2 separate regions of the Homo sapiens genome follow, and region 2 is linked to region 1. A link is a loop called in an ENCODE intact Hi-C map of the cell type or tissue named here. Cell type or tissue: HCT116. All regions are shown on one strand. Links, peaks and the distances in the headings refer to the core of each region. The heading gives the core; the rest is flanking DNA.

Region 1 (15,914 bases), core at 3,398-8,397:
CATTTGCTCATGAGACTCCATCTCTACAGAAATAAAAACTAGCTGGGCATGGAGGTGTGCACCTGTAGTCCCAGCTACTCAGGAGGCTGAGGAGGGAGGCTTGCTTGAGCCCAGGAGGTCAAGGCTGCAGCTACTAAATGACAAGCCAGCATTCAAATTCAGCCAGTGCGGAACCAGAATCCATGTGCCTAACTATTGTACTGTGCTGACTCTATAGAAGGTTGGTATCATCAGTAGAAACTGAGGCATGTACTTGCCCCAAATCGTATAACTAGAAAAGACAAATCAGAACTCAAACCCAGGGCCATCTGACTCCTAAGCAAATGCTGTTAATCACTTCACTAGACTGCCTCAAGTTTTCCCTTCCCTAAACATATTTCTTACTTCAACTTCTTTGGCCACTATCCTTTTCAGGGCCAATCAAAGCCAGGGGAAGGGTGGGAGCTCCAGGACGTTCAGGCTTCCGCTGGATTGAGACGTTCATCCTGTGTTGTCCAATCCCAGGGGGATCTGGGCAGCTGGTGGGTGGCGTGAAGGCAGTGGGCCAATGTGGAAAGCGAAACAAAAGCAGGGCCAGTGAGGGTTTCTAAACTCGCTTTTCTTACCACACAGGCATGCATTCCTCAAAAGTCGGAGTGGATTTGGGGATGTTCAGCCTGGTCTGAGACAGAGAGCTGAACTCATAGATGCAGGAAACTTGTGAACCAGTTCCTGGAGTGTCTGAGGAAAGGCGGGCTATTGCAGATCTGAGTGGGTTTGGGTCTGGAAAGAAAGACTTGTGGAAGAGTAGGGCAGTGCAGTATTCATGCGATAAATGACTCTACACACACACACACACACACACACACACACACACACACACAAGTTAATCAAAAATCAAAGTAAAATAGAGTTGAATGGAAAATATAAGGTAATGCTGGCCAAAACAGGATGTTCAACACTGAGAAACTGAATGAAGGAGGTGCATGGGCCAAGCAGCACAGGGATCTCCTAGTAGCAGAATGCAGGGGACCTGTAACAAACCCATCAATAGTGCTGCTCAAACCCATCCACCCAACCAGCAGAGGCCCAGGAAGAAAAGATTCTGCTTCTCCAACAGAAGGGCTCAGCCTTGGCCTTACTTTGAGGGGGAAAAAAAAATCCACCAAAATAACAATACAATAATTTAAAAATATACATTCTAAAAATACAGCATAACAACTATTTACATAGAATTTATATTGTAATTTAAAGATGATTTAAAGTACAGTACACAGCAGAGTGTGCATAGGCCATATGCAAATACTGTTCTTTTATATAAGGGACTTGAGCATTCTCAGATGTTGGTGTCCTCTGGGGTTTTGGGGAAGGGGCTGGAACCAATCCCCTGAAGATACCAAGAGATAACTATATTTGGTCTTTGTCCCAGGTTCCTAGTACAGAGCTCCTAAAACCCTTGGAATTCCCTGAGTGATGCGAGTGTCTCGTTATTCACAATGAGCCCCTTTTAACCATATCTGAGTTTGTGGCAATGAGGTGACTATTGGCAGGCCCTGGGATAGCCTTAGGATGGGGGTTGGCAGGCAGAAGAACCAACCATGTGATTAGAGGGTTGGACCTTTTGTCCCACCCTCCCCACCACCTCTAGAGAGAGGAAAGGGGCTAGAAATTGAGTTTATTACCAATGGACAATAATTTAATCAATCATGCCTGTGTAATGAAAACTGATATAAAAACCCCCAAACAATAAGGTTCAGAGAAATTCCAGAACATCGAGGTAGGGGGGCGGTGGTGAGCTGGAGCAGGCATGGAAGGAAGCTCTGTGCCCCTCTCTCCTCACCCTGCCCTGTGCATCTCTTCCATTTGTTCCTGAGTTGTATCTTTTATAATACCCTGGAAATAGTACTACTTTCCTGGGTTCTGGGAGTCATTATAGCAAATTATCAAACCTGAGGAGGGTGACCTAGGAACCCTTAAGTTTGTGGTTGGCTGGGCAGAAAGGAAGATAGCCTGGGCACCCTATGTGCAGCTGGCATCTGTGGGACTGAGCCTTTAACCTGTGGGGTCTACACTAAGTACAGATAGTATTATAACTGAATTGAATTGCTGGATACCCAGTTGGTGTAAGAGAATCACAGAATTGGAGATTTGGTTGGTGTCAGTAAACACTTGAGGCAAAAAAAAAAAAAAGGGAAAAAACCTCTCCCAAAACCTCCAGGTGATTTCGGTGTTCTAAAATTGGAACGCATAGTTCAGCCAGCACAGAATATTAAAGTCATCAAGGGAGCTCGCTTTTCTTATGTCAGGTTAATTAAGTTATAGTTTACAGACAGTAAAATTGACCCTGTCTAAGTGTTCAATTCAGTGAGTTAGCAGGAACAGCCCCAGCCCCTGTTCTGTTATTATACTTCTGCCTTTTCCAGCCTGTCCTATAAATGGTACGGCCTTTTGTCTGGCTGCTTTCACTTTGCATAATGGTTTTGAGATTCATCATCTTGTTGAATGTATTACTAGCTTCTTCCTTGTTGTTACTATTATTTCATTGTATGGACATACAACAACTTGTTTATTCACTTACCAGTTGATGGACCGTTGAGTTGTTTCCAGTTTGGGGATATTATGATTAAAACTGCTGTTAACATTTACTACAAGTCTTTGTGGGAACATACGTTTTGGTTTCTCTTGGATTAATACCTGCAAGTGGACATGCTGGGTCATGTGGCAGGTGGATGTTTAACTTTATAAGAAGCTGCTAAACTGTTTTCCAAAGTAAATGTACCATTTTGCATTCCCATCAGCAATATGTGAGAGTTCCAGTTGCTTCACATCTTCACCAGCCCTTGGTATTATCGGTCTTTTAAATTTTAGACATTTTAGTGGGTGTTTAATCTCTTGTGGTCCTAATCTGTATTTCTCTAATGGTTAATGATGCTGAATAGTTTTCATGTGTTTGTTTAAGATCTTTGTATCTACATTACAAATCTGTCTTACTTGCCCCCACCTTCTGGGTGGGTGGGAAGGAGCTCTATCCCATTCCATCCAAATGACTCTGCTATATTTCCACTTTGGATTTTGCAAAGGTACCTCAAACTCAATGTCAAGGACCAAAATTCATGATCCAATTCCAATCTGGTCCAATTCCAGTATTTCCTACATCTGTGAAAGCTCCACAATTTGTTTCATTATGCAAGATGGAAAACTAGGACTCGTTTCAAAATTTATTTTCTATCACCACCAGTTCTGTATCCAATCCATAGCAAAACATCATTGATCCGTTTCCCTAAATATCTTCCTAATTCGTACACAACTCTCCATCTTTACTACCTCCCTATGCCAACCAAGATGCCATCAAGTCTCACCTGGACTGATTAAATAGCTTAAAAAGTAGCTACCCTCCCCCACCCCCCTGACTTCCCTCCATAAAGCAGCTAAGGTGATCCATTCAAAATGCAAGTCTGACAATGTCACACTTCTTCCAGTTCCAAGCTCAATGGTCCCTTCCTCAGGACAGCCTTCCGTGCCTAGGTTAATCTCCTTGTGATAAGCTGTCATGTAACTCTTTCTTTTCCTCGAAAGCACTTACCTCAGTCACTAATAATACCATTGTTAGCGTGACTATTGGTCGTCCGTCTCCAATTAGGATATTAACTTCATAAGGGCCAGAACTGTGCCTGGTTTTGCTCACCCTCAGATCCTTAGCATTGATTATGGCCTGGCACATGGTGGGAGTTCAAGTATTTTTTGGATAAATATATGAGTGAATAAATGAATATCTTATAACGGTCTCATTTGTTACTATTTAAGATACTTCAAGAAAATAACTTTTCATATTTGTCTTATTTTCATAACTGGATTGAAAATTTCTTGGAGACAGTAAGTCAGACTTTTATTTCTTTGCAACCCACATGGTGTCCCACATACTCAATAAGCAACTCTTGTGCAGAATGAAAAGCATCTTGTACAGCACGTAATTTGTTTGGAATATTTAGGAAATAATTTTTTTTACTATATTATCTAGAATACATGGCTAGGAAAGAGTAGGAGCTAACCACATTTTTATAACTATCATGTGCATCTGAACATGCTGGTGGGTTTGAATTAACTGATAATTGTCATTGAAATTTAATATAACATTGAGCTCCCCAAGCTAAACTCCACTAAAAGTATGTCATGACATTATGACACTAGCATATATTGCTGGAAAATGCTAAATCTATATGAATGCATTCTCAAGATAAATTTAAAGTGACTGATATTTATTAAATTCTTATATGCCATATCATTTAGGGTACCAATAGGAAATAGAAGGCATGCATAACTGGAACTTTGAAGAGAATGCAATGAAGGAAACTATTTCAAAGCTGTGGGCAGGGTTAATGGAATATTGAGGCACTTAGGGACCAGTAGCCACTCCGAGGCCTGAAGAAGAAAGGTGAGGAAATGGCGTTATGGAAGGCTGTTGTAGACCTGCAGTTTGGAAGACAGATTGCCCAACAGGAGCCATAGTCATTGAATGAGTCATCGGCCAAGATGCCATCAAGTCTCATCTGGACTGATTAAATAGCTTAAACACTGTAACAGCATGTAAGTTGTTTGGAATATTTAGGATTTTTTTTTTTTTTTTTTTTTTTTTTTTTTTTTGATACGGAGTCTCTCTCTGTCGCCCAGGCTGGAGTGCAGTGGCGCGATCTCGGCTCACTGCAAGCTCCGCCTCCCAGGTTCACGCCATTCTCCTGCCTCAGCCTCCTGAGTAGCTGGGACTACAGGCGCCCGCCACCACGGCCGGCTAATTTTTTTGTATTTTTTTGTAGAGACGGGATTTCACCGTGTTAGCCAGGATGGTCTTGATCTCCTGACCTCGTGATCCACTCGCCCAGGCCTCCCAAAGTGTTGGGATTACAGGCGTGAGCCACCGCGCCCGGCCGGAAATAATTTTTTTACCATATTATCTAGGAGAGAGTAGGACCTAACCACATTTTTATAACTACTATTGTGCATCCGAGAGTGCTGACATTATTAAATTCATTATCAAATCGAGCAAGTCATCAGCCATGAACAGAACTGAGTGTGAACAGGGCTTGGAGGAAATAAGTGTCTCTACCTCTACATCCTCCCACCTTACAATTTCCTATTCATGCTTTCCATCCCCCTGACTCCCATCATTGGCCAAATCCATTCAGAAGAGGTTAGATGAGGAAACTAAGGTTCAGAGAGGTAAATGAATTTGCCCAGTATCACCCAGCTAATGAATGTCAGTTCTGATATTTGAATCCCACAGACCGACTCCAAATACCATGATCTCATTTATTACTTTACATGTACAACTGATGGCTATGCCAAATATGAATTGTTATAATTTTTAATAAAAGTTAATGAAGGCTAAAGATGTGTATTTTTATCACATATTCTACTATTGAAAAAATTGCTTATCTTATGGCAGGCAATCAATTTTATTTTCAAGCATTTTTTTTTTAAATCTGGATAACAGCCTCTCCCTTTGAAATCTAAAGATCAAATAAATATCTCAATATATCCCTTAACTTGAGTGGGGCTGGAAGCCCCAGGGGAAAATCCCTGATCTAGCCCTTTCTCTCTATTAAGTGGACAACATCCTTAAGTATACTAACACCCTTTGCCCTCAAAGGGGGGCAAGAGGAATGAGGATCCCAAATGATGCCTCCTTGGCCTGATTCTTGTGCTTATCTCTGAGTGGTAGTCCCAGCGAGGGCCTCAGCTCTGTCTCTGACACAACCTGTGGTCTCGGGGCCCTTCTGTTCCTCATCCACTCCTGAACAAACTGTCCTCCCCACAAACCCCAAGACCAGCCCAGGACAGGTCTTGTGGAAACAGTCTGGTAACCTCACAGGGCTCTGCAGCCGTTTCAAGGAGGTTCTTTAGCACCCTCTGGTGGCTACTGCCAGAAATACCATGTTCAAATTGAAGAGGGCAGTGAGGGCGGTGACATTAACGTTGGACCGGATTCCCTGCTTCCTTTTCCATTCAGTCAGACCCTGAAGAGTGTCTCCCAGGGATTGCGGACAAGGAAATCAGGTGATTCTTTTCTATCGGTGCCCAGACTCGGGACTCCACGGTCTTCACTCTTAAAGTACGGCCTCCCAACCAGCAACATTGGAGAATCGGAATCAGAACCTACATTTCAACAAGAAACAGTGATTTATATGCAACTAACACTGAGAAGCTTTTTTCCCTTATATTTTGTCTTTTACATTTCTCCCTACCTCCTCACTGCCAAAAGACAATATACAATCAATTTTCACAGGTAAGCCCTCATTCTTCAAGTTAGGTCTTCCCCCAAGCTAAGGAGAAGGAAAAGAAGTAGAAGTTAGAAGATTTTGAATCAAAATTTGGTTCTGCTATGATTCACTAACATATTCAATTCTCTGAATCTCATTATTCTAAATGTTCAGATGAAAATAACATCTAGCCCTTATGGAACTAAGAATAAACTCATTTTCAAATCAGCTAACTTGGGGTCATTACTGGGATTCATAAATGCCAGGAAATTAGGATTGTTCAATTTCTGATGCCATTCCACTGGCCTTCTAGAAATGGTCATGTCCAACCCTTTGACTTCAAGCCGCAGTGCTCTGCTGGCATCCAGTGGTGAATGGTGTAATGTGGAAACATCAAACATGGTAATGCAGTGTACCCTAGAACTGACCCAGGAAGATGAAACCTAAAACCAGCAAACACAGCTTATCATATGACCTCCAGAACAGACCAAAGAGAGGAATAGAAGAAATGTGGCTACCAGCCCAATGTCAGCTGAAACTAGCAGCAGATAGAGACTTTATTGTTCTGAGCAAGACAATCTATACCAGTTCATTATCAGCTGCCAGGTGCCAAGCTAAAGTAATCTGTGCTCGATTTTCTTTTATGCATCATCCCAAATTAGATGTAAAATAATTGCCAAGAGTTCAGTCATGCTGAGACCCATTATTCAGTAATAAAATTGACATTTCTAAAGTACTTTATCACAAATGGCAGGTTAGTTCACACAGCGTTCTTGCCTGAATCACGAGCCCCAGCTTTGTGTCTTTCCATTTGCTTTATTTGCATGTTCTGCTCTTTCTACCTCCCACCTCCTAGAAATTAAAAATACCAGTAAGCAAAGAAAGGCACAGTGACTCTCGCTTTCAATTAAGGAGCTATTTCATATGCAGTGGTCACTTTTTATCAGTGCAGAATGGTGGACATCCCTGATAAGCAATCATGGTGTCCACAAGGACAGAGGACATTTTTAATTTTGCTGGGCATTTTGCTTAGCTTTGGAAATTCTTGTATGTTTTATCACTAATTTCAACTTATAAATTTCCTGCCTAGGAGCAACTTCAATGAATTCCGGTTTGGAAATATCCAGCAGATCTTTTTTTTTTTTTTTTTAATGAAAGCATCTCCCCACATTCGCCCACCTAAGATAACTCAGAGGCAGATGCACTTTTCACTGAAGTTAATGAGAATCTGAAAACTGCAATTGCAATGAGGTTGTAAACTGGGGTTAGCAGGATTCATGTTGCCGCAATTCATCTAACCTAGATTTAAGTCTCTGGAGTTATTATTTTTTCCCTCTTTGTTAAAAGCAAACATTTTTACAACCTCCTTATTTGTATACTGTTTTTATTATCCCACTACCCTTATGAAATTAATGAAAGAGAGACTTTTTTCTAAGTACTTCTTACGGAGACTCTTGAATGTGGACCTGCTGATTCCTCAGGGAGCCCACCCAGCCACTTGGGCCATGTCCCCCCGACTCGTGGTGCACATGTGAAAGGCAGGTAGGGCAGTTCCACTTTCTACAAAGGCCTGTGATTCCTGGAAACTCTGGCCAATTCTAAATCCCACTGACTGGAAGGGAACTTGAAGTCTCCTCCAAGTCTCTTTTTTCACAAAGTAAAGAACGAAGGTATTTTCCTAGCAAAAGCTAAAATTCCAAGGAAGATAAAAATTGAGGAAGTATCCCAACTCTTTGTTGGCACCCTCCATTGTCCACGTGCTCTGGCTTTGCACCCCGGAGTTTCCTCAAAACAGAACTGCAACCTCAGTGTGGACCTGGGACTAGTAAGATCATCCAGCCCATTTAATGTAAGTCATTTGTGTAACTGGGAAAGCCTTGGCCAAAATCTGAGGGGGTTTTTGGCAATGCTAAAGGCAACATCAATTAACAACAAAAATGCTTCCTTGTGTCCTGCCACCTTAGGACAAGCTTTACAATTTTGACATCTGGCCCCGTGCTCTTATCCAACCTGGGAAGTTGGTGGTGTGTTGGTGTGGCATCTTACTAAAGGCAAAATGATGACTTGTTTGTTGTTTATATTCTGTACCTGCTTGATTGATAAGCTTAGGTTTTGTTTTGTTTTGTTTTTTTTTTTTTAAGTCCTTTTCTTGTATCATCTCAGGTTGTGAGCAAAATCTTGGAAGCAATTTTTTTAGTTTGCTTTTTCTGTTTACTTCTCAGTGTTCCAGTACTGGCAGGTTTCTATTTGCTTTTCCTATTTGCTTTTTTGTGTTCTAGGACTGGCAAGACAAGGAGAATGATGTCTAGCAGGATCCCACTTCATCCTGTCCATTTCTGAGACAGAAATACTAAAAGGAAGTGAGTCTAGGAGAAACCTGGTGTCACTCTCTAGCTCTGTAACATCAAAGAAGCTTATTTTATTAAAAGGTTTCTTACTTAAAAAGAAATCACTCCATTTATGAGTCTCAACTCCCTTACCTTTGGGTGAGAAGTGATATAGACAATTGCTAAGGCACTATCTGGTCCTAAAACTCACATCCCTACCCTTCCCACAGCCTCCCCTCCCCTAAATACTCCCTGTCCAGGCAAATGTTGGTATTGCCATCCATTAAAATTAAGCTGTTGTGTCATCCTTGACCCCCCCACCAACAACAACCTCCCTTTTTAAATCATTCACCAAGAGTGATTTCATTTCCCCACCTCCTTAATATCTCTGGGATCCATCCACTTCATTTCCACCACTGCATCTGGCCACGTAAATGACTGCTCCTTACTTGGGGAAGTGACTTTACAAGCCAAGGTCATTCAGAATTAAATTTACAGATGATGGAATAAATCAAATTCATGTATTTATAAAGTGTAAAAGAATCTGGTCTCTCAGGAAAACATGACTTCAGTTTGAAGTGTATCACTAATTTAACTGTGAGTTTAAGCAAAAAAGTTTAATATAAATTTTAAGGATATTGGAATGTTTAAGAAAACTCAACATGAAAAATGTATGATATTATGTATTTGATTAACAAGATTTTCATACGTGGTCAGGAAGACTTGTTAGGGTTGTAATTTTGTCTTGCATAAGCATTTGAAATAACTAGCAAAAGTGAAATAAGATATTTATTCTAAAATCTTGAAAAGAATGTATTAAAGCAAATTTGTAAATTAGTCTGATTGTTTAAAGACAGTTATATTCGTTGGGTGGAGTTCATTAACATTGATTAAACAGCATGTAAAAGTGATTATTAATATTATATAAACATTAGAGTAAGATTAGTAGGCTGAGCTTGATGAAAATGTAAAATTGATAAACCTAAACTTTAAAACTAAACATTAATTCTGAACTCAAGCAAATATTAACAATCCTTTCTATACTCACGTTCCCTTCAGACCTTAAATTCACTGACAATTGTAAAAAGAGTTCTCTTTCAGTCATGGAAATGCTCACATTTAGGGACTTGGTCTGGAACATCTTAATATGCGTCTATTGTCTCTTAATTAAATACACAAGTGCAAAGTCAAACCAAGTTCTAGAGCATATCAAATCTCTGATTCCAATCTAACTTTTCATGATTTATTTTTTATGATTTATGATTTTGCAGGCCAAATGTATTCCAAAAACAGAGAAAATGTTTTAGCAACCTGATGTTCTCCAAACTATGATCTAGGCTTTACTAAAAATTTGTCTCTTGTTCTGCATAACTAGATCTACAATTACATAACTACATAACTACATCTTAGCACCCTTTTTATCCTGCTGGGATTTGTTACTGGTTGGGTGATCTTCCCTAAAACATAGACTTTACAGATTGATACGATCTGTAAAAACAAACTAAATTACCCTATGAGAAGGATGCTTGCCAGGTCTCAGAGCAGGATAGCGGCTTCTCTACACTCACTTCGCTGTCTTCACCCTCACCATCAATGTTTATTGTCCTTTCCAATTAATGTGCTTTATTATTTTAAACTCAAAATAAACAAGCAGTGAGAACTGAATAAAGGATTCTTCTACTTTACAGATTATCTCTTCGTTTGCCTTAAGAAATTTTGGAAGAAATACAATTTGCTACATTCTGACTCATAGCCATGCATAAGCTTATGGAGGGGGAAAGTTCACGGGGAGAGCCAAGTCTTCATAATGTCCTCTAATTATGTGTGGAACTAAATATGGAAAAACTAAGCATGTGTCTTGTCCACATATATAGACATCTACAATTTGGATTATCTCTAGTTTCTTTTTCTCCTCACACAACCTCCCTCAATAGATGATTTTATGTACCTATAATGCTTTTCCTTTATAGGAGGTGGAAAGTGGAAAGACTCAAGGAATAGCCTCTTGTGGCTTCTCAACAGGACACTGTGGGCATTTTTATTCCTGGCGCCTGACTCTCCTGCACATTAGGGGATGCTTCTCACATCTCTAGGCCAGAGCCACCAAATGCTGTCACTCATTGGAAATTTGTGGGGGCATTTTGTTTGTTACCAACACCCCGCCTGTAAGAGCAACTCCCTCACCTTCTGCAAAATTTGCAGGACCTCAGAAGAACAGGGAAGGCAGCGACCACTATTAACCCCTTAACCTTAGCACAGGGGCCCAGCTCTTCACCAGGTCTCTGCTTAAAAGAATGAGTGGCCTTTTAAATAAATAAAACAGCAAAGCTAATCTTTGTAAATATTTCCTACCCCATTCTTTGCCAATAGGCGCAGAGCCCCAGGAGAAATGAGAGGTGGGACCTTATGTTGTGAGTTAAGTTTGAACAGAAAAGGAGATTGTAGAACAACATTTGAGTTGGAAGGTATCTTAGTAGTCATCTAATCTAACACCCTCACTTAAGAGGTAAAGAAAATGAGGGTGTGAATCACTACCTGTAAAACATGCAGCAAGTGTCACCTATCACTGTGATAATTAGTAATTATTACACTTATTGCTATTACACCTGTCTACTTTAAAACTGCTTAGCCTCCTGGGAGGCTGTTTTAGTTCAGGCTTCTGTTGAAGCCAACTTTGATCCAAGGATGTGGGTGAAAGTACTTTATGCTAGAGGTGATCCAGGCAACACAGTGAAGGTGGGGGGAAGTGATACAGTGTGATGGAGGCTGTGCTGGGCCATCAGATCCACTTTAAGGAATGAAGCACTTTTCTTTCAGCTGCTATCCATGCAGCTGGCAGCAGCTGTGGAGCTCTGAAAATTGCCCTCGCTCAAGGTTATACACCCTTCCTGGGAGCAGCCCGCATCCAAAGCTGGTTGATGCAATGGTATAAATATTCTATCCCACCTTCTCACCTCGGGCCAAATCTGACAGCCATCCCAGCTTCAGAACTTCCTGCAGCCTCACTGAGGCCTTTGCTGTGGCTGTCTCATGTTCAACTTCTCCCTCTGCTTAATCCTGCTTCCTCCCCTTTACCGACAGGTATTAATCCTACAAACACTCCCAGATTAACTTTCTGTTTGCTAATCTCCCTATCGGTATGCTTACCAGGGAACCTGGCCTGCAATAGAAGTTGTTCAAGAAAGCAGATGTTAAAAAGGGATTCTGAATCTGAATCACCTGCCAGACAGCTGGCAATGAGAACCACATTACTAGTCCTACAAGGAGCATGCAGGGCCCCTGACACAGGTGGTAGTGCAATTGTTAATACTTTCACCTGTTGTGAACTGGGATGGATGGTAAATTGGTAAAAGAAAATGTGCCAGCAGGTGCAATTTATCAGGCATTTGAGAAATATGGGGGAATTGTAATTCTGAAAAAAATAGAATTGGAAAGCTGCTGCTGGAGGAGTTAGATAATATGGAAAAAGATAATAAAAGGCACAAAACGACTAATTAGTCATTAAAGACTAGGTGTGCTATGGTCTGAATGTTTGTGTCCCCTCAAAATTCCTATGTTGAAATCCCAATCCCCAAGGTGATGGTATTAGCAGGTGAGGCCTTTGGGAGGTGATTAGGTCATGAGGGCAGAACCCTTGTGAAGTGAATTAGTGCTCTTATAAAAGATCTCAGAGAGGACGTCAGCCCCTTCCACCCTGTGAGGCTGCGGTGACCGTCTATGAGGAAGTGGGCCCTCTCCAGACACCAAAACTGCCGGTACCTTGTTCATGGATTTCCCAGCCGCCAGAACCGTGAGAGATACATTTCTTTTGTTTATAAGCCACTCAGTCTGTGGTAGTTTGCTATTGCAGCCTGAAAAGACTAAGACAAGGTGTGAAGCCAGGGCCCTACTTGAGCACAGTCAGAGAATCTTCTCTCCTGCTGGTAAAGAGCAGGGACATCTGAGGACAGATTCAGGACTTAATCACAATCATAACATGGCTCCAGAGAAGGTTGAATTTTCAACCTACCCACGGCCACAGAGCAAGATCAGGGTCCTGATTGGAAAAGATTGGGACCCTGAAAATTGGGATGGGGACATCTATGCTAATGCACTTAAATAATGGATCCTCAGACCCTGGAGCCCCTGACCCTGCAGAAGTGAATAGCACTGTTGGAGCCAGCACTCTCCCTGGCCTTGCAAGAGAACACATTCCTTTGGGCTCTACCCCAGCACTCCTCTTAGACACAAGATCAGTAAGAAGAGTGAGCTCACGATACAAGTGCTGGGCCTGCCAAGGGAGGAAAGGGACCGTACCCCAAAGGACGTGCAGAACCTAGTTAACATGTGCCAGCAAGCCTACGAGAGAACATGTGAAAGCAAATGCTAAGAGTGCCAAATCAAGGGGGTGACAGGACATAATGTGAAATAAGGCAGAGTTTATTAATATGGGAAAAATTCCTGGGTGTACAGCATTTAACAACATGGCTAAGATCACAAGACTAACACATTTCTGGCATGGCTTTCAGTCTGGGCCATCACTTTCTCCAAGCTTCTTTTGATTTTATTTTTATTGACAAATAATAATTATATGTATTTCTGGGATACAATGATGCTTCAATACATGTATACATTGTGGGATGAGCAAATCAGGCAATTAAACTATTCACCTTAAATACTTATTTCTTTTTGGTGAAAACATTTAAAATTCACTCTTTTAGCAATTTTGAAGTTTACAATGCATTGTTATTAACTAAAGTTAATAGTCACCTTGCTGGGTAAGAGATCACCAGAACATTTTCCTTCTGTCTAATTGAAACTTTGTACCCTTTGACTAACCTCTCCCCTTTCCCCACCCAGTCTACCCCCCACCTCACCTCTGGTAACCACCATTCTATTCTCTACTTCTATGAGTTTGAATGTTTAGATTTCACAGATAAGTGAGATAATAAAATATTTGTATTTCTATGGGTGGCTTATTTCACTTAGCTTAATGTCCTCTAAATTCATCCATGTTGTCACAAATGACAGAATTTTGTTGTCTTCTAAGGCTAAACAGTATTCCATTGTGTATATGTATCACATTTTTAATCCACTCGTCTATTGGTGGGCGCTTAGTTTATTTCCAAATTTTGGCTATTATGAATAATGCTGAAATAAACATGGGAGTGCAGACATCTCGTCAATATACAGATTTCAATTGCTTTGGATATATACCCAGAAGTGGAATTGTTGGTGCATATGGTAATTCTATTTTTAGTTTTTTGAGGAACCTCCATACTGTTTTCCAAAATGGCTGTACTAATTTACATTCCCACCAACAATATACAAGGGTTTCTTTTTTTCCCGCATTCTCACCAACACTTGTTATCTTTCATCTATTTGATAAGAGCCATTCTAAGATAAGAGGTGTTATATATCTCATTGTGGTTTTAATGTGTATTCCCCTGATTATTAGTAATTTTTTTTTCATATGTCTACTGGCCTTTTGTATATCTTCTTTTGAAAAAGGATCTATTCATGTCCTTTGCCCCCTCCCCACCTTTTTTTGAGACAGGGTCTTGCTCTGTCACCCAGGCTGGAGTTACAGAGCAGTGACGTTATAGCTCAGTGTAGCCTCAACCTCCTGGGCTCAAGACATCCTCCCGCCTCAGCATCCCAACTAGCTGGTACTACAGGTGTGTGCCACCACATCTGGCAATTTTTTTTTTTCTTTTGGTAGAGACAGGGTCTCACTTCGTTGCCTGGGCTGTTCTTGAACTCCTAGCCTAAAGCCATCCTCCCACCTTGGCCTCCCAAACTGTTGGGATTACAGGCACAAGCCGCTATGCCCAGTCTTTGCCCATTTTTTAATAGTTTTTTTTTTTGTTTTTGGGTAGCTGGAGTTCCTTATATATTTTTGATATGAACCCTTTATCTGATGTATGATTTGCAAATATTTTCTCCCAGTTCATGGGTTGTCTTTTCACTGTTTTTTTAGAAGCTTTATAGTTTGATGCAATCCCATTTTTCTATTTTTGCTTTTGTTGCCTGTGCTTTTGGGGTCATATGCAAGAAATCATTGCACAGACCAATGTTATACAGTTTTTACACATGTTTTCTACTAGTAATTTTACAGAAGTCTTACATTTAATCTTTAAGCTATTTTTAGTTGATTATCGTATAAGGAGTGAGATAAGAGTCCAATTTCAATCTTCTACATGTGATGTCCTGATTTCTAAACATCATTTATTGAAAATACTGTCCTATCCTCATTGTGGTGAGTTATTGGCCTCTTTGTGGAAAATTAATTGACTATAGATGTGTGGGTTTATTTTGGGGCTTTCTATCATGTTCTATTGGTTAGTGTGTCTGTCTTTATGCCAATATCATTCTGTTTTAATTACTGTAGCTTTGTAATATACAGGCATACCTCAGAGATACTGCAAGTTTGGTTCCAGACCACTGCAAAAAGGCAAATATTACAATAAAAGCCAGTGACCCAATTTTTTTGGTTTCCCAGTGCATATAAAAATGTGTCTGTAAATATGTCTAAAAAAACTATGTACATACTTTAGCTTTAAAATGCTGATGATTGGCCGGGCATGGTGGCTCACGCCTGTAATCCCAGCACTTTGGGAGGCCGAGGCGGGCGGATCACGAGGTCAGGAGACGGAGACCATCCTGGCTAACACGGTGAAACCCCGTCTCTACTAAAAATAGAAAAAATTAGCCGGGCATGGTAGCGGGCGCCTGTAGTCCCAGCTACTCGGGAGGCTGAGGCAGGAGAATGGCGTGAACCTGGGAGGCGGAGCTTGCAGTGAGAAGAGATCGTGCCACTGCACTCCAGCCTGGGCGACAGAGCAAGTCTCCGACTCAAAAAAACAAAAAACAAAACAGAATGCTTATGATCATCTGAGCCTTCCTTGAGTCAACCTTTTTGCTGTTAGGGTCTTGCTTGCCTCAATGTTTATGGCTGCTAACTGATTAGGGTGGTGGTTGCTGAAAGCTGGGATGGCTGTGGCGATTTCTTAAAATGAGACAACCATGAAGGTGTCATTGTTGTCATGTGGCAACAATAATGTTGCTGCATCCATTGACCCTTCCTTTCATGAAAGATTTCTCTGTAGCCTGTGATGCAACATGATAACATTTTACCCACAGTAGAATTTTCAAAATTGGAGTCGGTCCTCACACACACTGCTGCTACTTTATCAAATAAATCTATGGAATATTCTAAATTCTTTGTTGTCATTTCAACTGTGTTCACCAAGAGTACATTCTATCTCAAGAATCCACTTTCTTTGCTCGTTTCTAAGAAGCAACTCTTCATCCATTCAAGTTTTATCAGGTGGTTGCAGCAATTCAGTTACATCTTCAAGCTGCATTTCTAGTT
Region 2 (15,914 bases), core at 4,994-9,993, 250 kb before region 1:
GATAGTAGTCCAATTCTGATGTCTCCTTTATAGTCTCTGGGGGGAATTCTGTACTGGAAAATCCACAGGCCAGGAAAGATAACTGTGGCCTTATTCCACTTGACCACCCACAGCCATCCTGTCCTTCCTGAGGCATCCTTTGCCTAACGCCTGCCAGGCCCCTGGGCTTTGCTAGAATCCTCCTCTCTATCGCTGTCACCATGCTGCTTGCACTGCTGTTCACCAGCTCAGGCACTTACATCTTCAAGTGTCTCTTTACCCCACCTTGCCCAAAGAAGGCTGTGAGTCTCCCTTGGATGGCAGCTGCATGTGCTGCCCGGCCTAAATGCCCCTACTTTCATGCCTTGCTTCACACCCTACATGCCATCCACTTTCTACCGCAATTGGTGACTATTTATCCTAGCAGGTACTAGGTAGCATCATTCAATCTTTGCCATCCTTAAAGTTGAAACATGAGGGAGTGTACTTACTTGATCACTCAATTGAGCTTAAGTTTATATGCTTAATGGCTTCTATCTTGTTCATAAAATATGCATGGCGGCTTTTACTCCTTACCTTCTAGGTATTTCATTTGTGAGGTTTATTGAGTATTGGGAATATAAGACCTCAAACTTTTTCTTCACCAGCTTGCCTGGAACTGTTAATTGTTACTGCATCCCTTACAGTGTCCCTTTGAATGTTACACTACATGCATCATGGTGAATTATTCACTGAAAGAAAGTAGTCTCCTTCCTCATTCTTTCCCCTAGCAACCCAAACCCCTTCTCTAAAGGAAACTCTCTTGTTACTGTCCAGAGACTCTGCTTATACTTAATTTTTCTCCAAGCAGAATCCGTATTAATACTTACATACCTTACCCCTTTAAAACAGTGAATGTTTTCAATTTATCTTAGATATTTCCTATCAGTGCATACAGAGCAAGGCAGAGTCTGAGACTATAGGTTTGTTACCTTTCCCATGGTGGAGGCTTTCCAGTTGGTGTTAATGTATGATACAGAATGGTAGGGTCCTCTGTTCATTTGTCAAAACAAGTACCTAGCCTGTTGGCTGTAGCCCAAATGTCTCTGCGGAAATACTGGTGTAATTGGAGGTTTGCCCTTGGGGTAAGCACTGTGACAGTGCAGCCTACCGGCTTAGCTGCTTCTATAGGAGTCAAGCTTCGTTGCACCTGCTCTGCTCTAATCCTTCAGTTAATCTTGTGCTCTAATGTTTAATCAAGCTCACTCACATTTCTTTGAAGTCAAAAACTTGGACTGTTGGCTCTTATAATCCTGTCGTATACAGTTATATACCTTGCATGAGGACTTACCCAAATAACAGTACAAGTGACTGGTTTTGGAGCCAGGAAGATTCTTAGAATTCTGTTTTATGAAAACATATACTGCTATTGTAAACCAACTAAAGCGAGTGAAAGTAACAAATCTAATATACTAGTCACTTCAGTCTAAAACCATGAATATGGGACGGGTGCAGTGGCTCACGCCTATCATCCCAGCACTTGGGGAGGCCGAGGTGCGTGGATCACGAGGTCAGGAGATCAAGACCATCCTGGCTAACACAGTGAAATCCCATCTCTACTAAAAATACAAAAAATTAGCCAGGCGTGGTGGCGAGCGCCTGTAGTCCCAGCTACTCAGGAGGCTGAGGCAGGAGAATGGCGTGAACCCAGGAGGCGGAGCTTGCAGTGAGTCGAGATCGTGCCACTGCACTCCAGCCTGGGTGACAGAGCGAGACTCCATCTTAAAAACAAAAAACAAAAAACATGAATATGGTGCATATTTGGACTTACAATAGATATTCAGGTCCTACTTCCACTTAACTGTCATGTTACTTCTAAGGGAGATTGTTTCTTTGACTTGGGCATATCTAAGGTACTAGCTGAGAGCAAGAGAATGTAGGAGAAAGTACTCTGAATGCAATGAACTACTACTTCCCAAAGGTATGCTGCTCTTGACAGAATGACAGAAAAACTAGACCCCCATATACCAAAACTTTCTGGCTTTCAATTGGCAGTCCCTTGACCACAGCGTGTTTGAACAAGAAATATCAACATAAGACCCTGTTACATGTTGGAAGGAAGCAACTGTAATTAATAGCCTAAGATGCTAAGCTTTTGTTCCAAGATATGAGAGAGTTTGCTTTTTGATTGTCGAATAGCTCTAATACATTCGTCTCAAAGCACCTGCATTCTCATGCTACAGTATGATGTATTCTATATCACTGATACTCTATACTGAAATAGTGAAAGACTCTTTGCATTTAAAGCTTAACCCACACGTGGACACTACAATATCAGATGTGTGTGCACAAGCTCTGAGATGCCAAGCAAGGAAGTGGAAGTAAAATTGCAGTGTGATCATGCAGCGTCTGTTAATGGCAGCCGAGGGTGAATCAAAGATGTGTCCTCTTCCTTGGCAACATTATTGAAAATAAAACTGTTTCCTGCCCCATCACAAGCTCACTCTGTATCTTGCTTTGTTTCCTTCATAGTGCTTATCCCTACCTGTTAATTGCTGCATTTGAATGCAAACTCTGGGAGGGTAGGGAACTATTTACCCCTGTCCCTAGGTTCCTTAAAATGGTACTTGCCTATCACTCTGGATGTAGTTGTTAGGCAGTCTAATTAATACGATATTACTGCTAAGAGCAAAATCCTTTGTCATTGCTTAGGAAAAGGACTTTTGTGCCTCAGATTACTTGGGATTCCCAGAAAATAGAGCCTACAACAAGACTTGGGTATATTGAACAGCAAGATTGAAGGGATAAAAAGTGAGGCAGAAAGAGATGATTTCAGTGTCTCGCAGCTTTACCAGAAAACCCACAGCTGCTTGCTTTATCACACAGGCAAAAGGAAAACACTGAAAACATTTTATACAGGAGAGTGTATTCACAACTTACCATTGTAGTGGTGGACTGCTGAATCTCAAACTTGCAAGTATGTAAGGCTATTAGACTCACAGAAGGTTACTTCTGGTGAACTGAAACTTGTTAAAATTGAGTAGCTACTTTATTTCCAGTAGTCACCTGGGCTTGATTTTTAACTAAATTAGCTGGTTTATTGCTAGTATCTATTCCCTCATAACTCTAAAAGTGACACTTAACTGAAGGGATTAGAAACTTAAATAGCATCTTAAATCCAGCCGAGCAGTGTTCTCCAACTAGAAATTAGAAATCACAAGTGGCCATCTACCATCTTCTGCTGTGCTTTGTTTTGTGTGTGTGCTTCAACTCTGCTTTCTCTGAGCTGCAGAAAGAGGGAAAGCAGAAAGGGGTGCTACTAAAGGCATGTTGCCTTTCCTCATGTAGAGGAAAGCTTGGGCTCCTCGTGTGGGCTCCTCATGTGATCACAGCTTGGGCTCCATGAAGTCTTTGCTGAGATGGAGTTTGGTGTCTAAGGAATGGCCACGGTCATTCTCCAAGATCCATCTGTCTTCTGCACAGGGCAAATAAAGTTGAATGAGAATGTGGTGGGAATCACCACCCCTGCATCTTTCAAGTCCTTGATGGTGGCACTAATCTCTGCGGTCCCTCCAGGGATGCAATATTGTTTTTGACTTACTATTTTTCTAGGTTGAGGTAGCTGTAATGGCTTTTATTTGGCCTTTCCCACCGTAATAGCCCTCATCCTATCAGTCAGGGAGCCAATGTGGGGGTTCTGCCAGTGCTAAGTATGTCTATGCCAATTATGCCTTCTGGCACTGGGAAAATGACCACAGGATGAGTGTTGGGACCCACTGGACCCGCTATAAGTCACACCTGAGCTAAAACTTCATGAATTACATGACTTCCATAAGCCCCTACTTTAACTGGAGGGCCACAATGATGTTTTGGGTCCCCTGGAATCAATGTTAGCTCAGAGCCAGTGTCCAGTAGTCCCTAAAATGTCTGATCATTTCCCTTTCCCCAGTGCAGTTACCCTAGTGAAAGGCCAGAGGTCTCCTTGGAGAAGGACGGGAGAAAGATTAATGGCATAAATCATTGGTAGTATAGTGGGGTCCTTTCTCAAGGGGACCTGTCCTCCCCTTCATTCAAGGGGCTTTGAGTCTGTAAACTGGCTCAAGTCTGGAAATTGAGGGGCTGTGACTGTTTTTATAATTCAAATTAGTCTTTTGTATACTGACCTGGAAGTTTTATGCTTATATAAATTAAGAATGCAGTAGGCTTCCTATCAATTTCACTTTTGGGAACACCATGATTAATTAGCTAATGCCAGAGCTCTACATGAGTCAGACTATTCTGATTGCCACTTTGCCTCTGCTGTTCATTACGGTAGCTATGTCCACCTTGCCTTTGATGGTTGAGTGCTGCCACTTGGCCCCTGCCACCTCAGGATCCAATTATTCCTATTGTATTTAAATTTTGTAGTTGAGTGACCGTGGTTCCCACTGTTAGATCTGGCATACAGAAAACAGCAATCACAGCTCTTCAGAAATGCAGGTGCTGCCCTCACACATCTATTTTGCAAGGCTTTGGTCAAGGGTATATCTTCTGCACCCTCCCAGCTGGGATGAGTAGGTCTAAAGTGAGACTAATCCACTCCACCATTCCAATCTCCCTTAGCCTTTGGATCCCTTCCCCTATATTAAACTAAGGAGATCAGGCATTACCAGCTCACTCACAGTGGGTCATCTTTTTTATTTCAGCTAACCAAGCAAATTATTAGAACCTTTTTTAACTGCCTGAGCTGCAACATTAAGTGCAGACTCCCTGTTTAGTAGGCCCAAATCAATAAATTCAGCCTGATCCAGCTTTATGTTCCTTCTACCATTATCCTACACCCTTAATATCCATCCCCATGCCTGTTCTCCAGATTTCTGCTTATATACATTAGAAAACTCAATTTTTGAGTGTAGTGTCTCCTTTTGGGTCACACTCAACCTCACCTCTAGAGGCCTGCTGAGACTTGAGTGTAGTCATAGGTCTAGAAGCAAACAGGGGTGTTGGGGGTAGGTCCTGGGGAGAATCAACATTGTCTTGCCTAGCAACTGCCTCAGGGGAGGCCATCACTGTTGCCTCAGGAAGTGCATAGTTAATTTCCTCAGACAAAAATGGAAAGGCTGATGGCAATGTGGGTGCAGGAGGGGATGTTGCCACCACTTGGGGGGGTGGGGAGGCTACTTCCTCTGGCAAAAAAGGTCCTTGCACACATCTCCATTCCATGTTGCAGGGTTCTATTCTTTTCCAATGCCCCAACTTTAAAGATAGACATCTGGCAGGACTGAGCCTGCACCTTTTGTTGCAGGTCAGTAACTCTCATAAGAGCTTGTCTGAATTATCACAACTTTCAGCCTTTTGTCTAGAGGAGATAAGACTCTCATTCAGGGTGATCTTAGAAGATTTGAGACTCTGTATGTGCTTCTGGAGCAGAGAGTTAGCATCCCTGAGCTCATCCTTTTTTTCCTTCACTTTGTCCAGCAAACTTGGGAGCAACCAACTTCATTATATTCCTTGGTTCTCCACATATGGTCAAAGGTGTCATGTACAGAGTCGCTAAACTCCTAGTCCCTCAGGAGCTGTGAATCAGGAGTATCAAATGCATTTATTTTGCATAACTCTCTAAACAGTTCTCTCCAAGGACTATCAGTGTTCTCCATACTATTAAAAATAGAGTCCTTAGCATTTTGGGGTCTAATAAGATTAAACAGCCAACTCCAGAAACCCAAAAACCAACTAGAGAAATCCATCCTTAAAATTCTGTTCCTCTAGAACCACTCCTGGTACCAAAATCTGTATTAGTCAGGGTTCTCTAGAGGGACAGAACTAATAAGATAGATGTATATATGAAGGGGAGTTTATTAAGGAGAATTGACTCACACAATCACAAGGTGAAGTCCCACGATAGGCTGTCTGCAAGCTGAGAAGCAGAGAAGCCAGTCTGAGTCCCAAAATCTCAAAAGAAGGAAAGCTGACAGTTCAGCCTTCAGTCTGTGGCTGAAGGCCCAAGAGCCCCTGGCAAACCACTGGTGTAAGTCCAAGACTCCAAAAGCTGAAGAACTTGGAGTCTGATGTTTAAGGATGGGGAAGCATCTAGCATGGGAGAAAGATGAAGATCGGAAGACTCAGCAAATTAAGTCCTTTCATGTCTTCTGCCTAATTTATTCTAGCTGGGCTGGCAGCTGATTGGATGGTGCCCACCCAGATTGAGGGTGGGTCGGCTTCTTCCAGTCCACTGCCTCAAACATTAATCTCCTTTGGCAACACCCTCACAGACCCACCCAGGAAAAATACTTTGCATCCTTCAATCCAATCAAGTTGACAATCAATTTTTTTTTTTGAGACAGAGTTTTGCTCTTGTTGTCCAGGCTAGAGTGCAATGATGTGATCTCCGCTAACCACAACCTCTGCCTCCAGGGTTCAAGCGATTCTTCTGACTCAGCCTCCTGAGTAGCTGGGATTACAGGCATGCACCAAAATGCCTGGCTAATTTTGTACTTTTTTTTTTTTTTTTTTAGTACAGATGGGGTTTCTCCACGTTGGTCAGGCTGGTCTGGAATTCCTGACCTCAGGTGATCCACCTGCCTTGGCCTCCCAAAGTGCTGGGATTACAGGTGTGAGCCACCATGCCCGGCCAACACTCAATATTAACATCACACTGTTCTAGTTTTTAGGATGGGATTGAAATCTCTAGTGACTTTAGACCTTAGTTTTCTAAGCCTCCTTACATTGACTGAGCATGATGGCTTATCCTTCAGTTGCCCAAGAAGGAAGAGGTCTCAGGCTAAGAATAGCAGAGAACAGCAGGCAGTGTGTCCAAACACAACTGGGCTCTGAGGACATACAGGAGTCCTGCCTTTTAGCCCCTTGTCTCAGTGTGTCAATTTGCATCCAAAGTTGGGAACTGTCACAAGATTCCTAGCATACAGGCTATAATTGAGTGGAGGGGGCCTGGCCCACGAACTATGGTAGTCACCTAGATGTTCCCAGGTAAGTGGCTGGTGAGTTTTTTGTAATGGTACAGGTTATGAAATGGTGTATTTTTCTGTGGCATAGCTATATATTCTATATTTTCCTTTTAAACTGGTCACCTTTTATATTGTGGGTCAGGCTAGATGTAAGGGTTAAAGAGCTGTGGCCTTGGTAAAGGTTGCCTGTCACTTGATACTTTGTCTTTTGGGGAACCATGGGGAACTAAGAGGTCATCTCTGCATTCGAATCAGGGACTTGCCCAACAGAGGTGTGCCTCCCAAGCATTAGAACCTGAAATTCTCCCAATTGGTAAAAAGAGGAGAATTCCATGTGAAGTCTGTAGACCCCCAGTGACTCATTTGATCTGATGGGTCAAAGTAGGTTAGATCATTTGAGCTTATCTTCCTGTGAGGGGGAAGCCTTTGGAGTCCAGGATGAGGTGTCTGAGCCCGAGGACATGGCTAGTAACTGACCCTGAATTCCATGCCTTGTGAGATGTGGGTCCTCCTTTGCTTCCCTCCCCTGGTATCTGGCAGTGCAGTGGGTGTGTAGGGAGTAAGACAAATCCCCAAAATGAACTGCAGAGGCAGATGCTCTGGGACCTAATGCAGTGTTGGCCAGGAGAGGGCAGCACCGAATCACAGGTGGAGCTCTGTGTCCTGAGAAACCTTGGTGAGGTTGGAGCCTCAGCCAGGCAGCCTCCAGAGGGTGTCCTGTGGAGAAGGAACTGGCAGGGAGTGGGGCTTTGGTGGGCCCAGTACTCCCAAATAGGAGACTGGAGGGCCTCGGAAACAAGCTCTGTCTTCTGCTGCTGTTCTCCGCCCTTCTTGCTCTTTAAGGCAGCTCTTAGAAACTGGAAGCCCTCCTCCCCAAGCCAGCCCTAAAGCTAGGAACATTACTCTCCCCTTCCCTTTCTGTGTAACAGCTGACCGTAAAGAAATTCTGACTTGCCTTGATAAACAGGTCATCAAATGCTCACTCCAGAGGGGTCCTGCTCCCTACCCAGAAAGAAGGAATGCTGTAGAGACCAAGGGAAATAAAACAGACAGGCCTTGCTGGGTTTCCCCACTCAGTCGGGGCATTAGGTCATGCCCTTGTCCAATCACAGTTAGACACGGCTGTCCATGCTTCATTAAATCTAAGCAGAAAAATGGTAATAGCAAGTTCTCCCTTTGGGCCTTCACTCTGGCTCCCGTGTCACATACAATTGATAAGAACCTTTTTTGTTTAAAACAGCTGTGTGGGGCATATAGCCCTGGATGGAGGTGTGGGTGGGATATGTGGGTATGGGAAGATAATGGGTTAAGCTCAAAGAATGGTCTCAAAGCAGATGACTCCAAGTAGAAGGTGCTTAGAGGACCTCAGTGGGGAACAGATGCTGAAGTGCTGGAGCAGAACAAAGTGCCAGAGTCAGCTGCTTCCTGTGTCAACGGCAAACACCTGAGTGGCTGAGGGCCACAGTAGTCCGGGTGTCATGTCTTTCAGAATGTACCCGTGCAGGAGCAGCATGGTACATTCCCAGAAGCAACGTGTCCATTGTTTTTTCTCTTGGGTGTAGAAAACATTACATTTGAAGGAGTAAGTTCATGTCCTAGTGTCTGTTACATTTCCACCATGCGTGTATTTTACTGCACACAAGTTTTACTTGTGTGTATTTTACTGCACACAAGTTTTCCTAGACCTCTGAGGCTCATTTAGTGTTTCCCTTAATGTGAGGAGTATTGGTGATACAGCACAGTAAACAATGTGAGTGTGGGACATGGGCCTTGTGGGACACAGCAGAGCACATGGCAGTTCATCAATCTCCCCTGCACTTGTGTGCAGCTGAATTTGCTGGTGAGCCCAGAATCATCTCAGTTTATTTTCCATCTGTGTAGTGTCTCTTGGGCAGAATTTTTTCTCCTTCAACTCCTATTCTAGAATCGGGTGCATGTGCAGCTTTGTTACAAAGGTATATTGCATGATTGGAGTAGGACTAAACCCATCACCCAGGTAGTGGGCATAGTGCCTAACAGGTACTTTTTCATCCCTTACACCCTCCCTCTCTTCCCTCTAGTAGTCCCCAGTGTGTATTGTTGCTGTCTTCAGATACTGTGTATTTCATGTTTAGCTCCCACTTAAAAGTGAGAACACATGACATTTGGTTTGCTGCTTATTTGGTTAGGATAATGGTCTCCAGCTGTATCCATGTTGCTGCAAAGGACATGATTTTCTTTAATGGCTGTGTAGTAGTCCATGGTGTATATGTACCACATCTTGATTCAGTCCACTTTTGGGTACCTAGGTTGATTCCATATTTTTGCTATTATGAATTGTACTGTGATGAACATAGGGTGCAAGTGTCCTTTTGTTAGAATAACTTATTTTCCTTTAGTATATATCCAGTAACGGGCTTGCTATTTCCAATGATAGTTCAACTCCTAGTTATGTTAGAAGTCTCCAAACTGTTGTCCAGTGGCTGAACTAGTTAACATTCCCACCAACAATGTATCAGTGTCCCCTTTCCTCTGCAGCTTTGCTAATGTGTTTTTACTTAACAAAAGCTATTCCAACTAGTGCAAGACAGTATCTCATTTTGGTTTTGACCTGCATTTCTGATCAGTGACTTCCCGTTGAGCCACTTACGTCTTCTTGTGAAGTGTCCATTGATGCCCTTTGTCCAATATTTAATGGAGTTCTTGTTGATTTAAGTTCCTCAGACTATTGCATGCATCATTTCCCAAAACTTGATACCTTTCTGTAGGCTGTCTATTCTCTTGCTTGATAATTCTCTTGCTTTGCAGAAGCTACTTGGTTTAATTAGGTCCCGCTTACCATTTTTTGTTGCAATTGCTTTTAAGGACTTAGCCATAAATTCTTGCCAAGACCAGTATAAAAAGATTTTCCCTAGGTTTTTCCCAGACTGGGCAGAATTTTTGCCAATTATATCTAATGTGCAGATGGTGACTTCACATAGCAAAGAATTTCTCTAAGGAACTTGGGTTCATGATAAACCTGGTTGACTTTTGGCTCTTAAGAAAGAGTGCTTTAAGAAACAACACAACTGTAGTATTGTATACAGGTCAAAGTAGTTCTTAGAGATCAGTATGATATGACTTCCTTGAGTTTATGGGCAATGTTACCAAATGAGGAACTTATATACAAACAACTTCAAGTTAACAAAGCCCAGGCTTCCACCTAGGTTTAACACTGAGATCTGACTTGGACCAGTGTGTGTTTAAATACACTAAGTATGAAACCCATCTACATCTTTTCAGGTCTCATGGAAGATGCAGTAGGACTGGCTTTTTTTTTTTCCAATCACTTCTCTCTAAACACTATTGATGGGGGAAGACAAATATCTGGTATATTATTGCCCACAACCGATGGAGCTCTGAGTGTGGGTCCTCCCTGGCATACTTAAATGTGGAAAGCCCGTTCTTGGACCCTAGGCCATTGAGCCCATAGTGGGCAGTGCTTTCCATGAATTCCAGGAGGTACAACCAATTTTGTTGGATGTACATGTGTTGGGTAATTCAGACACATGGGAAATGCTCTTGGTGAGGAACCATCCACTAGGCAAGAAACCATAGTTGAGGTAAAATCACCGGAATCTAGTGTCATAATGCATGGAATTGTTGGATGTAACTATAGAAACTGCCAAAGTCCAGACACCATGACAGATCATAGAATTGCCAGCACAGGGCAGAATGTGTTACTTGCAAATGTTCAGAGAGTTGAGGAGGACTTGGCTAATATGATGAGCAGGCATTCCAGGCACAGAGAAGAATTGCATGCCTTGCGACCCTTTTGACTAGTGTTGCAGGTTGGATTGTCAGAAAAGAGGTTGATATGGAGTTTGACATGAAATATGGCATTTAGAGATCAAATCTTTTCTAAGGAATGGGAAAGGAAGCATGATTGGGTGGCAGGAGCACTTAACTGCACTGCAGGCCCAGCAATGCCCTGGCAAGTGTCAACATGCATGTGGCCCATCAGTTGTTCCACGGTGGCCTGAGATCACTGGCCTTCAGACATCTACTATGGTCAGTAATTGGATGAGGGCTGTTAAGGGAAGAGCATGCCCTTGGAGCTGAAACAAACCCTGTAGAAGGTGATAGCTGGAAGCCGCTGGCAGTGCTTCTGGCAGCTGGGGCAATGAGTCCTTGTTGAAGGGGGATCTAGTTGCTGTATTCTCATGCCCTCTAAATCCAGTGATCTGGTGATGTCAACCCTTTCAAGTCGTTGGCCTGAATTCACATATGTGTATATTCATCATGGCTTTCTTGCTCGGGCCCTACCTTTCCTAATAAGTCTCAGATGGAATCAGCTCTTTAGGTACGAGATGACCGATTTGACACAGAAGCCATGAGGTTACTGTTTTCTGTTATGAGACCACTACATGATCAGTTTCCATTCTCTAGACCAAAGGAAGTTCCTGTTTGTAGGATCTAAATTTTCAGAACCATTTTATGGCCCATGTAACAGGGGTGGTCTCGTATGCCTCCTACATGTCACTTCAAGAGTTTGCAAAATTGACCCAGTAGTTGGTCATTTCCATGCTCCACATGGTTTGGACCACTAGGAAGACTTTCTTTGCCTTGGTCATAGGTAGGTTCAGGTTCTAGGACCTGTTGTAATAAAGCCACACTCCATCTTTTCCCTCAGTATTTTGCCTCTTTGAAAACCTATCCAGGGAAGCACAGCCCAGCCAGAATGTGTCCAGTGCCAATGTCCTCAGCTCTGACCCTGAGCCTTCAGCAGAAAATAGGAGGAAAAACCTAAAAGGGCACCTACTGCCTGGAACAGGCACTCGAATAAGCATCGAGGCCAGATGGGCAATGTGAGCTACGTAGGTACCAGAATGATCCAGGGGGATCTTGTCTATGACAAATACTATTCCTAGTAGTACTAACTAGCCTGTCAAACAATGAAAATCATTCTTCAGTTTGTCACTGCAATGCACTGGAGTTTTGGGAAACTGCATGTTAAGGCAATGTTGAAACAACTCTTGGTCCATACCCCGACTCATGTCCAACCCCTCTGTCCCAAACAGGACCTCTCTTGCACTCTGATCTTCTCAGAGATGAATACTTCCATGCCCTCAATAGCAGAGGTCCCTAATTCTGAGCTCTTCCTCACTTCCTGGTCTTGCTGCCTGTAGTAAGCCCCTTCCCTTTGAGGTTGGATGTAATGACCAGCTTCTCATATTCTTTACCTTTGTCTTAGAAGTTGTTTTAAGAGAAACCGGCTGCAATGTTACAAACTGCCCCTTGGAGCAGCCTTGTATGGCAAAAGGGAGAAGCCTTCAGTTTCACAGGCTGAGGAGCTGAAGCTCACCAACAAGAAGTGAGCTTGGAAGTGGACATTGAAGGTGTGACATGAGTCTCCTTGGGAACAGATCTCTTCTTGCTTAGTTGAGCCTTAAAGAATACATCCCAGCCCTCAGGTTGACTTGGAGTCATGAGACTTCCAAACAGCGTCATCTAGCTAAGCTTTGCCAGCAATCCTTATCTGTAAACTGGGATGTGAATGTCTATCTTATGTTGGCATTTTTATGGTAAGTTGTTCGGCCGATAAATAGCTTAATTAAAAAGCCAGACATCTGATAATCCATGTAAATGTGAGTTGTAAAACAGAAGTCATACAGTGCTGGTAGGCTTAGTCTAGTCTTCAGGCAAGTTTAGTTTGACCCATGCAGCATTTTTATTGCATTAATTCCTTTTCTTCCTACCGTGGTTAGCTTGATAACATGAAGGCTTTATGGTTCCTCTGTAAATGAAACTAAAGTGGTATCCTGGATCTCTTTCCACTATCTTCTACTTTTACCTTACTCTCCTTTCAGCCTATTAACAGGATGAGAGAGAAGGTACCTGGGTCAAAATACAATGGGGACCTGAATTGGTTAAGAACCATTGACATGGTCTTCTGAAAATCGGAGGTAGGGGAAGGGAGTGGGAATAGTACTGGAGATCCTACCAGGCTCAGACCACAATGAAGAGTTAACAGGGATAGGCATGCCACGGCCTTGTGAGGATCCACCTTCTGAGATGGCCCCTCTTAGAATCACCCTAGAGACCATCCGGAGACCTGGATTCCCTCTCAGTATAGGGAATGACCTACTTGTAGCCTGGGGTCAGTGCTGTCACATAGAAGTCACGTGATCCACATATTTTAACCAGGCTAGTAGCCATGTTTTGCTAACTAAGAACCAGGTGAGATCACCCTTAAAGCTCTTGGGCTGGGTTAAATGTATGTTCAAGTCTCAACTATTCCCACTTGTGAGTTGTAGCTCTGATCCTTATAATCTTCTAGTCCAGATAGTAATTCCCCTCCTACTGGTAAGGGATCTGCTCTGTAGGTTTGCTGGACATTGGAGGATTAACTATCCATGCTGTCCTCAAGCCTTCCAGTTCTTAGGGAAACTGGTAAATGGTAAAGGCAAAATGAACTAAGTGCAGGAGTTGATGTGGCTTAACTTTTTTGGCTCTTATAAGGTACAGTTGTTTCTAGGATGGAGAATGGACAGTTGCGGATTCTTACACCACCTGGTGGGGGGAACAAGTCTCTCCAGGGTGTTCCAGAGGTGGGGCAGCAGCTGGTGTCAGAATAGGGACCCCAGCCAGAACTGGGGCAGCCGTCATGGACATGGGGGCACTCAATCCCCAGAGTAAGGAGGGCAAGTTTGACTGTCCACCTCTCTGAGGGGAAGACTTAAGCTGGGCAGCCTGTGGAGGATGAGGGTTGATGCTTGCCATGATGAAGTGCCCGTCTACCTCAGGCAGGGTGTGTGCAGATCATATCCAGGGAGGTCTTTTTCTTGAAGGATGTAGACTTCCTCAGAACTGGTTTTGGCATTGAATGTAGGTCAGGAGTCCCAGTCTAGAGCTCAAAGCCCATGACTGTGTCCTAGAGTGTAACTGATCCATGTGCCTCCTTCCCTCCCTCTGTGGCAGGTGTGAGCTACAGATATGAGGTGACTGCATTGGGAACCTCCTGGAAGCCGAAGTTTTTACCCTGAATCCCATTTGACTGTGACATTCTACTTTGGCTTTGGCTGCTCTAGAGCTCATGACAACAGCAGGGTTTTTTGCTCCTTCTGTTAAAGGCAGCTGGACCTTGTAGCATCATGTCAGGATGGCGTAGTCCCAGGGCAGCAGGAGGAGGAAGTGCTTCAAGTCCTAGCCCCTGAGTGTTCCCTAGTGCTCTCTGCCAGTGAGGCTTAGGACTGTCTGAATGTCTTCTCTGGGGCCTAGACCCAACTGTGAGGGAGACAAGAGTCTACCTGGATGAAGGACAGAACTGGATGTGGACTGTGTGTCTGTGTGTGTGTTTGGAGGTGGGGGGTTCCTCGATACCCTTTGTTTATTCAGTCCGGATCTCAGATTTTGGATCCCTGTGGTATACACCAGTCTTCACTACCATCTTATTTGGGGAGATGGGGAGAACTCTGTGTATTGGAAAACTCACAGGCGAGGAAAGACGACCGGCCTTGTTCCATTTGACCTCTCACAGACATTCTGTACTTCCTGAGGCATCCTTTGCCTAATGCCTACCAGGCTCCTGGGCTTTGCCTAACTTCCTCTGTCTACCCCTGTTTCTATACTCCTTGCATTGCTGTTGGCCAGCTTGGGCACTTAGACCATTCAGGTATTTCCTTACCCCACCTTGCCCAAAGAAGGCTGTCCTTACCCCTTAGATGGCAGCTTCACATGCTGCCTCAACCTAAGTGCCCCTACTTCATGCCTTGCTTCTCACCCTGTGTGCCAATCACTTTCTATCACAACTTGCAACCATATTGATCCTAGCACATACTAGGTAGCATTGTTCAATCCTTGCCATCCTTGAAGTTGAAACATGAGGGAGCATACTTATTTTCTCACAATTCTTATGTGTTGAGCTCAAGTTTATATGGTTCATGGCTACTGTGTTTTTCATAAAGTTCCCATGCTGGCCTTCTAAGTATTTTATTGACAGGAAGTTTATGAACACAGAATGAGAACTCACTCTGACTACGTTTTTCTTCACCAGCTTTCCTGGAACTCTTAATTTGTACATATCCCTTATATCTTTGAATGTACATCCTGTTGATGAATTACTGAAAAAAGGCTCAGGCATGCATTTTCCTAGCAAACCCCCTTTTTTTTTAGGAAACTCTCTGGTTCAAGACTCTATGGTTATGCTTAACTTACCACGTTAAGACCAAATGAAAACATTTTTTAGTATATCATAGATATTTTCTCTCACTACACACAGAACTACCTGTGATAGTTTGGATTCTCTCAAGGCAGAGCCTGAGCCTAGAGGTTGATTAAGTTTCTCATGGTGGAATCTTTGTGGTTGGTGTTAGTGTGCGATACAAAATGATAAGCCCTGTCACTCATTTGTCTACATGAATATCTAGCCTGTTGGCTATAGCTCACATGTTTGTACAAAAATACTTGGTATAACTGGAGGTTTTCCCTTCTTGCATTAGCACTGTCACATGAGTACAGCCCACTGGGTCAGTGACTTCTATAGGAGTCAATCTTGGTTGCACCTGCCCAGATTAAAACCTTTAGTTAATCAGGTGCTCTATTTAAACAAACTCGCTCACATGTCTTTGAAGTTAAGGACTTGTTTGGGCATCTTCCTGAAGTCCAAAAGACTTACACTGCCAGCTTTGCAATCCTATCATATACACACAAATAGGTTACAGCTTGGGTAAGCAATTATCCAAATAAGGTAACATAATACAAATGATGTGTTTGGAGTTTATAGAAATCTTGGAGTTTCTTTATGTAAGAACAGTATTGCTATTATAAACTAATGCTATAGGAAGTAACAAATCTTCTATACTGGTCACACCAGTTTAAAACCACAGATGTGAATATTTGGACTTAGACTGTAAATGAGTTCCAGTTCCACTTCTAGTTAACTGCCCTGTTGCTTTCAGGGGGTTGGTTTCTTTGAACCTGTGTTTTGATCTGTCAGGCATCCAATCTCATCTTCAAGATAGGAGCAAGAGGATGGTAGGACAAAGCACTTGG

Evidence for each region. A loop is a pair of places that touch in the nucleus more often than their neighbours do. Peaks named below come from ENCODE experiments on the same cell type or tissue, not always from the same donor. Only the 100,000 strongest peaks of a DNase experiment are listed, where the experiment ranks them.
Region 2: it touches region 1 in a loop (3-fold over the local background); 7 of 110 quality-filtered maps call a loop at or near these places.

What each region holds. Positions count from the first base shown.
Region 1 is chr4:77,612,952-77,628,865 of GRCh38, forward strand. No RefSeq gene overlaps it. Among named protein-coding and RNA genes, the nearest start is that of CXCL13, 15 kb to the left of the region's middle. RefSeq lists a silencer at 5,820-5,919. In HCT116, for the core only: a CTCF peak has its summit at 5,885 (motif pointing left); DNase peaks (open chromatin) are centred at 5,673 and 5,880.
Region 2 is chr4:77,359,526-77,375,439 of GRCh38, forward strand. No RefSeq gene overlaps it. Among named protein-coding and RNA genes, the nearest start is that of CCNG2, 210 kb to the left of the region's middle. In HCT116, for the core only: a CTCF peak has its summit at 7,558 (motif pointing right); no DNase peak of the experiment used is centred there.